Regions from separate parts of the Homo sapiens genome. Here regions 2 and 3 are each linked to region 1. The links are chromatin contacts, found by Hi-C or POLR2A ChIA-PET in ENCODE. All regions are on one chromosome and are shown on one strand. The core of a region is the stretch at or near the end of the contact, and the rest is flanking DNA. Distances in the headings are between cores, read along the strand shown. Region 1 overlaps LINC02669 (long intergenic non-protein coding RNA 2669). Region 2 overlaps LOC105376360 (a long non-coding RNA gene). Region 3 has its middle 30 kb from the start of LINC02668.

Evidence for each region. Hi-C counts contacts between places; a loop is a spot of excess contacts on that map. ChIA-PET counts read pairs that join two places held with the same protein, here RNA polymerase II (POLR2A). Pooled maps may share reads with other maps.
Region 2: a loop to region 1 is called in a map of gastrocnemius medialis, with 3 times the contacts of the local background. The contact joins two enhancer-like sites. A Hi-C loop is called at or near these places in 2 of 168 maps with a recorded cell type or tissue (GM11168 and gastrocnemius medialis) and 3 of 50 pooled maps. POLR2A ChIA-PET finds 5 or more read pairs at or near these places in 1 of 52 experiments (MCF 10A).
Region 3: a loop to region 1 is called in a map of chondrocyte, with 5 times the contacts of the local background. The contact joins two enhancer-like sites. A Hi-C loop is called at or near these places in 9 of 168 maps with a recorded cell type or tissue (CD4-positive, alpha-beta memory T cell, IMR-90, ascending aorta and 6 more) and 9 of 50 pooled maps. POLR2A ChIA-PET finds 5 or more read pairs at or near these places in 2 of 52 experiments (BJ and MCF 10A).

What each region holds. Positions count from the first base shown.
Region 1 is chr10:3,465,829-3,469,428 of GRCh38, reverse strand. The region is part of intron 3 of LINC02669 (long intergenic non-protein coding RNA 2669); the gene reads left to right. The region is part of intron 1 of LOC105376360 (a long non-coding RNA gene); the gene reads right to left. The region is part of intron 1 of LOC124902538 (a long non-coding RNA gene); the gene reads right to left. Among named protein-coding and RNA genes, the nearest start is that of LINC02669, 35 kb to the left of the region's middle. RefSeq lists an enhancer at 922-2,121. Within about 2 kb of position 1,833, at least 32 of the 41 ENCODE cell types and tissues checked have a DNase peak (open chromatin) inside an H3K27ac peak, as active enhancers do; they include IMR-90, ascending aorta and gastrocnemius medialis, where a contact is called at or near this core.
Region 2 is chr10:3,719,090-3,722,689 of GRCh38, reverse strand. The region is part of intron 1 of LOC105376360 (a long non-coding RNA gene); the gene reads right to left. Among named protein-coding and RNA genes, the nearest start is that of KLF6, 64 kb to the left of the region's middle. RefSeq lists an enhancer at 1-95. Within about 2 kb of position 1,974, at least 10 of the 41 ENCODE cell types and tissues checked have a DNase peak (open chromatin) inside an H3K27ac peak, as active enhancers do; they include gastrocnemius medialis, where a contact is called at or near this core.
Region 3 is chr10:3,225,239-3,228,838 of GRCh38, reverse strand. No RefSeq gene overlaps it. Among named protein-coding and RNA genes, the nearest start is that of LINC02668, 30 kb to the left of the region's middle. Within about 2 kb of position 1,683, at least 8 of the 41 ENCODE cell types and tissues checked have a DNase peak (open chromatin) inside an H3K27ac peak, as active enhancers do; they include IMR-90 and ascending aorta, where a contact is called at or near this core.

The DNA of each region.
Region 1 (3,600 bases), core at 584-3,083:
TCCCACCCGCTCTCGGACCCGAGTGGGAACAGCTGTTTCAGCAAGACTGAAATATTAGACTTAGCTGCGGTTTAGTCCTGTCCTAGACTCTGCAGAACTTTTTTTGGCTCTTTGCAAGGGCGTAATGAGTCATGCATTTCACAAGCATTTTCTAAAACGGGGAAACGCCTCCCTATTTGAAATAAGATTCTCCTATGAAAAGAAACTGTGTCAAAAACACCAAAGGACTAATCCACGCACTGTGTAACTTTCATTCCCCCTGCTTGAGTCTCTGCTGAAGACCGGTTTTAACTGTTAGAGGCCTGAAACCCAATCCTGTTATAAATCAAGAAGCCAAATTCCCTTTGGGCTTACATCAGAGCAAACAAATCAGTGCCTCCTCTAATACTAAAGATTAGGTCACAGGCCAGAGGAAACCTAACCTGCTTTGTGGGTTTAGAGCTGCAAGAGCTGTACAAAAAGAAAGAAAGAAAGAAAGAAAGAGGAGAGAGAGAGAGAGAGAGGGAGAAAGAAAGAAAGAAAGAAAGAGAGAGAGAGAGAGAAAGAAAGAAAGAAAGAAAGAAAGAAAGAAAGAAAGAAAGAAAGAAAGAAAGAAAGAAAAAAAGCTCTTGGCCTAACCCTTAACCAAATGTGAAGTGCGTGTCATAGGTGGATGGAATGTCATTCTGCTCCTTGAAATCATCATTTTTAGCAACAGATTCATATCACAGTCACTTTTCCATGATGGCATCTCCACATTATTTTGACCCTTAATAACCATCCCAGGCACCAAAAGCAATCATCAGGTTCTATCACAAGCACTTTTCTGATACCTTAAAAATTTTCAGAGTCTGGGGCTGGTAATTTCTCTTTATGTCCCTGTAAACCCCAAATCAATCTCGACTTCCCTGCCCTTTCATCCAACTGATGCTGAGAACTTTCTCCCCAAAGAAAGAAAAGCCAGGCATTCAGAGTCAGATGTGGTGTGGACTGTTTCTGGTTAGATGACTCAGCCCATTTTTGTGGATTTCCCAAGATGCTTTCTGAAATTCTGTTGAAAAATATCTTGTGTGATCTGGTAACAAATTAAACAAAAGACAAACCACCAAATGCTTGCCTGTTTGAAAAGGCCAACCACAAAATACTCCGATTCACGGTGACCTATCGTGGGGGAGAAGCAGCTCTGGATCATCAGATAAATTCTAACTTCCACAAACCCCGGCTCCCTGGACTCCTTTCTGAGGCTTCATGAAAGATAGAGGGGGGTTTCACATAACTGCATTTCAAATAACTCTAAGGCTCATGACACCAAGATACTTTTTAAGGTTTTAGAAAACTTGCCCTCCTCTGCTGACCATGCCAAGATGCACTGGTGGCTTTGGTTTGCCTTATTTTGCCATCTTCAGTTTTAAAAGTATTGAGAGACAGAGGATGCTTGTTTGTTTTCATTTTGTTTTAATTCCAGAAGCTAAGTAATCACTTAATATATATTTTCTTTGACAATTAACAAAAGTGATTCATACTTTTTGTGGAAGTCTATTTTCTTTCCAGCAGCACACGCCCACATTTCTTTGGTGACTTACAGAGCAGAACAATAAGCACCGAATCTGTTTTTCACCAACCAGGATTCCTCGCCAGGCTTTTCCCAGCATACTCACGCAGATGGAATTTCTGGCTCACGCTTCGTCCTTTTGCTGTTGTTGTTGTGTTTGTTGAGGTTGTTGTTAGGTGTTTTCCTCTGAACTGAAAAAGGGATATATCTATGCTCTCCCTGATCTCTCGGGAAGCTGACAAAACAAAGAAGCGTACGTGCCCAGCACACACAGCCCCGCCCAACCCTGTGGTGTAGTTTGTCCTGCCCAAACACATGAACCACAAAGTGCGCTCATTCACAAACACACAACTTCCTTTCCTGAACAACAGCGCCTCCCGCTCCCGCTGGAAAGGGTGTCCCCAGCTGTCTGGGAGATGTCCTGCCCCGCCGCACGGGGGTGGAATTTGCAGTTTTGCAGAGGAGTCACCAAGACGAGGCAATTTGCTTGCTCTTGGTAAAGTTGTTTTGTTGTTGTTGCCGTTGATTCTATTTCTCTTTCTGGAACTGAAATGTTGGCCTTTGGAGAATTCCTGCGCTATAAGGAGTACACAGACTTGGGAAAACTTAGCACACCAAGAGAAGGAGTGGCACTATGTGTTTTGCCAAAACCCATCTGAAATTTCCTGTTTTCCACGTTTGGGATGTAACGTTAACTTTTAGGGTCAGAGTTGCTCTCTCCCGGGGAAGTTGCAACTTTTTATTCCTGACTTCTTCAAGGGCTTGTGAAAGATCTCCAATGTGCTTCTACAAAAGATACAAATGCCTTTTTAAGAAAACCCTCTGTGAGCTGCACTCATTGGATCTGAAACCAGATGCATTCAATTTGCCTTTAAGTCTTCACCAGCTCATCCTCAAGGTAAACAAAGAAAACTCAAGCAAGTGTACAAAGAATTTTATTTTGCCCTTGAAGATAGTAAAACAACTTCAGACATTGAATAGTCTGTGAACAATCAAAAAAGTTACACTAACATCTAATATTTAAAATGGCTTCAGTCAGTAAGAACCTAAATGTCATAATTTTCATTCTATATAGACTTTATTAATGACTGTTAGAGTATACAATGTGTGTGTATATTTATATACATACACTGAATGTTAGAATATATAATGTGTGTGTGTGTATATATATATATATACACTGAATGTTAGAATATATAATATACACACACATTATATATTCTAACATTCATTAATAAAGTCTATATCTATTAATGGCATTATATATATTAAAGACCTAATATATAATGATACTTTTATTGCCAAAAGGGAAAACTGCAAAAAAATAGATATTTTTACATTTTTAAGAACAAAGTCGAGGTCAGGCACGGTGGCTCACGCCTGTAGCTGGTGGCTCACGGCCTCCAGCACTTTGGGAGGCCGAGGCAGGCAGATCATGACGTCAGGAGATCGAGACCATCCTGGCTAACACGGTGAAACCCCGTCTTTACTAAAAATACAAAAAATTAGCTAAGCATGGTGGTGGGCGCCTGTAGTCCCAGCTACTCGGAAGGCTGAGGCAGGAGAATGGCATAAACACGGGAGGTGGAGCTTGCAGTGAGCTGAGATCAGGCCACTGCATTCCAGCCTGGGCAACGGAGCGAGACTCCGTCTCACAAAAAAAAAAAAAAAAAAAAAAAAAAAAAAAAAAGAACAAACTCTAATGGTTCCGAAAAGATGAAAAACTCTATATTGTTAGTTGTTTCTGAATAGAGAAGTACAAATACAAGCAATGAGATAAGATTAGATTCTGTAGAAACTTCCTGAGAAGCCAGTCTCCAATCTATAATCTCCTTATTCTTTCCTTCAAATCTTAAACCAACTGAATACAGATTTTAGCTGAAATATAGCCATATACATAACACCATTTACTCTAAAAATTTCCTCCATGAAACTTAAAGTTGAAAATAGAAACACTGCCCACGTTCCCTGAAAAATCACCCTATAATTATTCCGGAAAATGCTCAGATGGGTCCTACGTGGTGTAAAGCAGAGGAAAGCTCTGACCACTTGGTGACCTGGCTGCCTCC
Region 2 (3,600 bases), core at 725-3,224, 250 kb before region 1:
AATACCTTCTGTCTATAGGAATATCGATGAAATACTCAAGTAATTAATCTTTTGCTGAGCATTTACTCTGCGCATGCAAAAATTGAAAATGGCCCACGTTTCTAGGGGGAAATATTACCGCCGAATTCATTGATTCTGGCTTCTGAACACTTCTTCAAGAAGCTGGTTAGAGCACCTACCTACATTCAGAAAATTCTTAAGAGAGATCAATATTGTATGGGGATTCTTGATTATCAGGTTAATTTGGACTATAAATACTCTCTTAATTGGTCTGCAATGCAATTACCAGTGAATCCCACAGCACCAAAAATGTGTAGTTATTCACACATACACAGGTCGATGACACAGGACCCTCTAGGAACACTGGTGCACTCTCTTTATTTGCAGAAATTATACATATGCTCTCGATTCAAGCCTCCAGGCTAATTACTGATCCTCCTTGATTAAAAATGTGAAATTTTAAATTAAACCTACGTTTAATCAAATATTTCATTAAAGTAATTTTAAAATGTTTTGCAAACCACACTATTAACATATTAGGAATGTTACACAATGTCCACTTTTATTAACACATCAATTAGTCAGCGTTTACTGCCTGGGTGACTGCTTTCCAACAAGGATTGTCAAGCCTCCAAGAGTTAATGATGGAAGTAGGCTGCAGGAAATCAGCTTTCCACTTTTCTCATTTTATTTTCTAACTTCCCATCCCTAAGTCAGGTTCTGACATACACGTTTGAATAAGAAGATGATCACCTGAGTAAGAAAAATATCATTTTGTTGTTACTATGTCTAGTTATTTATTCATGTCATAAGATAGCCCCTTTATCAGTTGAAAGCTCCTGGAATTACTTCTGATTTAAAGATTATAATGTCTTTTTGCTCCCAGGACTGAGCCTCCTGGCTCACCATGCACGCACACCTTTCACATAACTGATGTGTTCAGTGTCATCAGCCTGCTATTTCCTAGGGTCTTCTAGGGTGGACCACCTCTCCAGCCACTGTGGCCACAGCTGTGGTGAAAACCATCCAGTGGTCGTCCTTTTGCATGGTTCATAGTCAATAGAGACGGACAATTTTAGTCGTTGAAATTGTACTGCTAAGCAGACGTACCAAACCCATGAGTTGGATCAGAAGTGAAAGCTAGGATAGGTGTAAATTCAAAACACCTGCACTCGTACTATGGTGCCACATTGAATACTAAGGGAACAAATATTTTTGAGGCACAAAATGCCCAAATTAGGGATTTTGAGAACTGATTGTGTCTCTATAATACGCAAGTGGTGTGATGAAACGGGGGCAGTGTGCTTTGATGGTTTTATCCTCCAGAAAAAGTAGAGGCTCCCACCAGACCTTGTAACACATGTGTCATGAATCAATCTCACCTTCAATTTGTTTTCTTTATTTTTGACCTACTTGAGGCTCTCAGCTCTTTATCGGCAGACAAGAGTGTCTCTCCTTAGCAGACAAACCGGGGAGATACATTCAGATTGTATCTGTTTCCCTTTTAAATGGAAGACGGCTTTATCCTTCCCTCCCCACTGCCCGGTTTCCAAATGATTTCCACGATTCTCTCAATATGACCCAGTCTCTCAGACTTGGAATCTTCCAAAATCTCACCATCATATGGGCAGAAGTGGCACTTTGCTTTCTGGCTCAGTCTCAACCCCAAAACTCCACTGCTGCCCTTGTCTGCCTTCCCCCGGGAGGACTTCTCGTCGCCAGTTTCAGGGGGAACATGGAACTGTACTCATGATGGGATTTGGGCCAACCCATCAAAACCCATGACACTATCAATGTGTCTGTGCAGCTGACATGTGAATTATTTAGAAACCACTGGGCATGTAAACTGGAAGACCATGTGTTTGGACTGTTCAAATTGGCAAGTGACTGTCTGCTGAAACTTCCTCTGCTTCCTGTAATAGAACTCAACTTCTCCTCCAGCGCCCTGTGCAGAGTGACTTACGTAAGTGCTGTGCACCCAGAGTCAGCCCCTGGCATTTCATAACTCAGCTTTGGTAACCATGTGGTAACATGATTCAAACATTTTGCAAGCTAGTAACCTTTGCTGATAAGTAGTATTAATACCTCCTACCAGAGCTCTGCGTTTACCGCTGAATCAAGTAAACTCCTCACTCCCTTAGAGTGTTGAATACAGTAGCAGATTATTGTGAAATGAATCAATAAATACAGTTTGAGGTGGGCTTTACTGAACTGGAATGACAATCTGGCATCTTTAGCTGTGGTTGGAAGTTAACCTCTACCCGGTCCTGCTCAAGTGGCTTTCTTTCTAACTATGCTCACTGTCCTGGGCTGAGTCTCCAGTCTTTTTGTGTGTGTGTGTGGTTTTTAATGACATTAAGAATAATAAATTGGTTTGGGGGATGAATCACTATTTTAATAATTTTTTTTTTCTTAAAAATCACTATAAATGCCTGGAATTCTGAATTTTAGATGAAAGATCTCAGTTTCTTCTGGTGATAAGCATTTGTCTATACATTTTCTTTTCTTTTTTTTTTTTTTTTTTTTGAGTCCGAGTGTCGCTCTGTCCCCCAGGCTGGAGTGCAGTGGTGCCATCTCGGCTCACTGCAAGCTCCGCCTCCTGGGTTCACGCCATTCTCCTGCCTCAGCCTCCCGAGTAGCTGGGACTACAGGCACCTGCCACCACGCCTGGCTAGTTTTTTGTATTTTTAGTAGAGACAGGGTTTCACCATGTTAGCCAGGATGGTCTCGATCTCCTGACCTCGTGATCCGCCTGCCTCGGCCTCCCAAAGTGCTGGGATTATAGGCATGAGCCACCGCGCCCGGCTGCATTTGTCTATACCTTAACCAGGGATACGTCTGCACTGGCTCAGGTCTGTTCACACTGGGGCCAGCTCTCTTTCTCTCTGTCTCTCTGTCTCTTTGGCTCTGGACCTGTGTACTTGCCTGTCTGTGTTGGGATTCATGACCTCATTCTTCTCCTCATTCCTCTTGATCACACTCCTCCCAAGAGAGAGGCTGTTCCTTCACTCTCCGATGTTTCCACCCTAGTCCTGCTCAGGTGGCTTCCTGGGGAATCCCTGAAGGCTCTCCTCCTCCCGCCAGGGGCTTGGCAGGCTGCAGGCTCAGGTGCTGTTACGGAGCTACTGGTTCCCGGGCATGGCCACGTCCCAGCAGAATAACTTCTCAACTTCCAGTAGCCCTCGCAGCTCCCGCCGTTCAGAAGACATGAAACAAACACACGAGAAAGTGACTCTGCAGGTAGAACTAGAAGCTGCCCAGCTGCTTCGTTCCCAGCCTGAGAAAGCCGTCCAGGAGCAAGCGGACATCTGAGTCACACGAGGCCTTTTGTGACCAGCAGCCTGAGGCCTGACCTGGGCCCTTCTCTGCAGTCCCTGGACGCCCATTGTCAGGTGCCCTTTCACACCTCACAGACCCTGGACAGGCCCCTGAGTGGAGGAGCGTGCTGGCCCAGCCTCCACTCACCCTCGGGCCCCAGGCCAACATGACAGCCCCTGTCTCCAGGTCCAGGCCCCTCCTTCCACCCCAGGGTCCTGCCTTTCCCTGCCGGGCCCCTGTCTTGTAATCAGTCTGGCCCCTGCCCCACAGGGCTCTCCCTTT
Region 3 (3,600 bases), core at 434-2,933, 240 kb after region 1:
GTGATGGGGGCACACTTTGGTTGGGGTCCCACATCTGGCTGAGACAGAACTCTGAACAGACAGAACACCTGTGGGAGGACAACAAGACCTCATCCCCATAGGCCTTCTTAACACTGTGTTTCTACCTCGTGCCCATTTCTTATGCAAGTCAGGAAAGCGTCCCGCGTCTCCAGCAACCACGCTGCACGTGGCTCGCCACTAGAACGGAAGCCCACAGGAACAGAGGCCCTCCTGGCCTTGTCTACCACGGTACCTGGAACAGAGTAGGTGTTCAATCACTGCTTTAGTCCATGAATGACACACATGTGGATTCACGGCCTGATGTGTAGAAACCCATACGTACACACAGGCAGGCATGAAGCTCGCTGTTGAAAGAGTTACGTAGGTCAGTACTTCTTAGGGAGACAAATATTCCCTGAGCCTCTAGATAGGCCCCTTAATTCTCACGACAGATATTCGTTTTGTTTGTTTGTTTTGTTTTGTTTTGAGACAGAGTCTTGCTCTGTCACCCAGGCTGGAGTGCCGTGGTACGATCTCAGCTCACTGCAACCTCCACCTCCCTGATTCAAGTGATTCCCCTGCCTAAGCCTCCTGAGTAGCTGGGATTACAGGCATGTGCCACCACACCCAGCTAATTTTTGTACTTTTAGTAGAGGTGGGGTTTCTCCATGTTGGCCAGGCTGATCTTGAACTCCTGACCTCAGGTGATCTGCCTACTCCAGCTTCCCAAGGTGCTAGGATGACAGGCGTGAGCCACCACGCCTGGCCACAATAGATATGCTTAAATGTAGGTGACAAATGACAGAATTTTGCTTTTTGGAAACAATGTGCTACTTTCAAAAACCCTAGCACAAGAAACCTTGAGACGACAGCCTCTGGGGAAGATGAGTCATGCAGCCACAATGGGTCTTGTGGTTTCAGCAAAGCCAGGGCAGTGCTATAGGAAAACTCAAAATGAGCCATATAAATCATTGTATTGGGTGATCTTCTTATGCATCCTTGGCACAAAAAAAAAATCTTCCTGGGATTTTCTTTTAAATAATCACAGGGGAGAGAGGAGTTAGGACTAAGCCGAGCATGGATGAAAGAATTTCAGCCACGAATTGGTAGTTCAGAAGTCTGGGTGATACGAACACAGTGATAGAATTTGTCTACTTTTACATATGTCTGAAATTTTCCACCTAAAAAGTTTTTGTGTTTTCAATGCACATCTGTCTCTGGGGCTGGGCCAGCGACTCCCACCCTGGAGGGAACAACATATCCCATCTGTTTCCTTGTGGCTTGTCAGAAAGAACGTTCAGGCTGCTGTATTCTGTCTAAATTCCAGAAATAGTCAGGACACTGCGACTTCCAAGCCTCATACCTGAGATAATTAGAACAAGAAGTCTGTGTTTGTATGTCCAAGATCACTAAAGAATTCAAGAAGCAAGCCAAAGAAAAAAATTATTTTACTAAAATTAACAACTGTAATGATCCCGAATCCATGTTATTTGTACATATGAACTTTCTGAAATGCATGATATTTATATCCAGCAAAGAATGTCTTTTCTTAGCCCAAGAAAAATAAGAAGAGTGAAGTCAAGCTGGCCAGGAAACAGTGGAATGGGTCTGTGTGTTCACCCAGACAGCGTGAGTCAAGGAGGGTTCCACGCTGGGATGATTTCTGACCTACTCATCAATCAGACCTAAGATGAGTGGCCTCAGGTTACTGTCGTAAAAATGCTAGTAGCTACAGAGCAGAGCCTGCTCCAGGCTTTGGGAAAAAGCTGCTGGAACTGGCTGGCTTGTATTTCCTTCCAGAGCCCAGATGCCTCCTGGGTTGTTCCGGTCTGCTGAGCAGATCCCCGAATTTCTAGAAAAATTAGAAACATGGAATCAATGTCATTACCTTTGCAGGGATCAAAGTAAATGGTGAGGCAAAATATGAATCTGGGAGAAGAAGGTTTTCCAGGTTAAGGAATGGCATTTCCAGATGACAGGGATGTGAGGACAGCACATTTGATCAGGGGCTGTGCTACTTCTGACTCGTCTTTTTCCTTGTCTTATGTTCCAGCACTGAAGTTAGTTTCCCATACTCTTTTTTTGTTTTTGTTTTTTTTTTTTGAGACGATGTCTCACTCTGTCACCCAGGCTGGAGTGCAATGTTGTGATCTTGGCTCACTGCAACCTCCGCCTCCTGGGTTCAAGCAATTCTCCTGCCTCAGCCTCCAGATTAGCTGGGATTACAGGCACCCTGCCACCACACCTGGCTAATTTTTGTATTTTTAATAGAGACGGAGTTTCACCATGTTGGCCAGGCTGGTCTAGAACTCCTGACCTCAGGTGATCTGCCCGCCTTGGCCTCCCAAAGTGCTGGGATTATAAGCGTGAGCCACCGCACCTGGCCAGGTTCCATACATTCTTTATCCTCTTATTCTTTGTCTTTTGCAAGAAGGGTTTAAAGAGGCTTATAACAATATATGGACTTTAGAAACTCAACAGTAAAAATCAAAAATATAAATTATTGATTTTGAATATGCTTATGCAATTTTAATGGCATAAGGACAATATCTGGAAGAGAATAGGTAAGAATGTTAGTAGTGTGTTAGGGTGGTAAAATTATACGTGAGTGTTTTTATTTTATTAATTAAAATATTTTTATAGTTAAATACAAAAGAAAATTAGAGGCTTAGAGTTACTTGCTATATTCTGCTGAATTCATCATAACAGGCCATCTATGAAAGAGGAAGACACATTCATCTTTTCAAGTGAGAAAAAAATTAAATATCCAAAGCTTATTTGTGTCCTTATAGTAATTTAGTGTTGAAACTTGAAATATAATATTTTTAAAGATCTACTTCATAATTTTCAGACAAATGCAGGCTGAGATTCTGCTCCTGCCATTTTGACAGGAAGAGCTACTGAAATGCTGGTGCTCCTTCTTACTTGTAATATGAGGATGATAATAAAAGCGACCTCACTGTCAAAAAAAATGAAGTGAATGATGAAATCAGAACGCGAAGAAAGGTAGGGAAAACAAGAAGCAAATAAGAAATACTGCACATTCATTAGAGATGAGCCACAGATTGGGCTCTGAGCTGTCAAAAGATTCTCCAGCCAGGAAAACATACCAGAGACAGGCCAGGAGTGTACATAAGATGAATCCAGACTTGCTTCTTGGGAAACACATTCCTGGAACAAGATCATAGAGAAATTCCTCTTGGAAGTCTGTTGTTAGAGAGAGTAAGGGGCCATCTTATCTTCCAAGGAGTCTGCTTTGCAGTGGAAGAACAGGGCACAAGATCGACAAAGTTAATGATACAATGTAAAAAATGAAAAGCAATTTTAAGTTACCATAACTATTTTTATGGAGAGGAATGCTTGTGAACAGTAGCACGTAGAGCTAAGCAGTGACTCTGTCTTCTTTAGGAAATCAATGTACCCAGTCTTCAGCCTTCTTCTGGGATATACCTTTTTTGATATGCTCATGGGCACCTGACCTTCTCTGTTCCTGGGTCCTGCTCTGTAAAAGGAGCCAAGTACCACCCATCACCAACACCATCATCCTCACCATCATTATAACCATCACCATCACAATCAGAAACACCATCACCACCATCA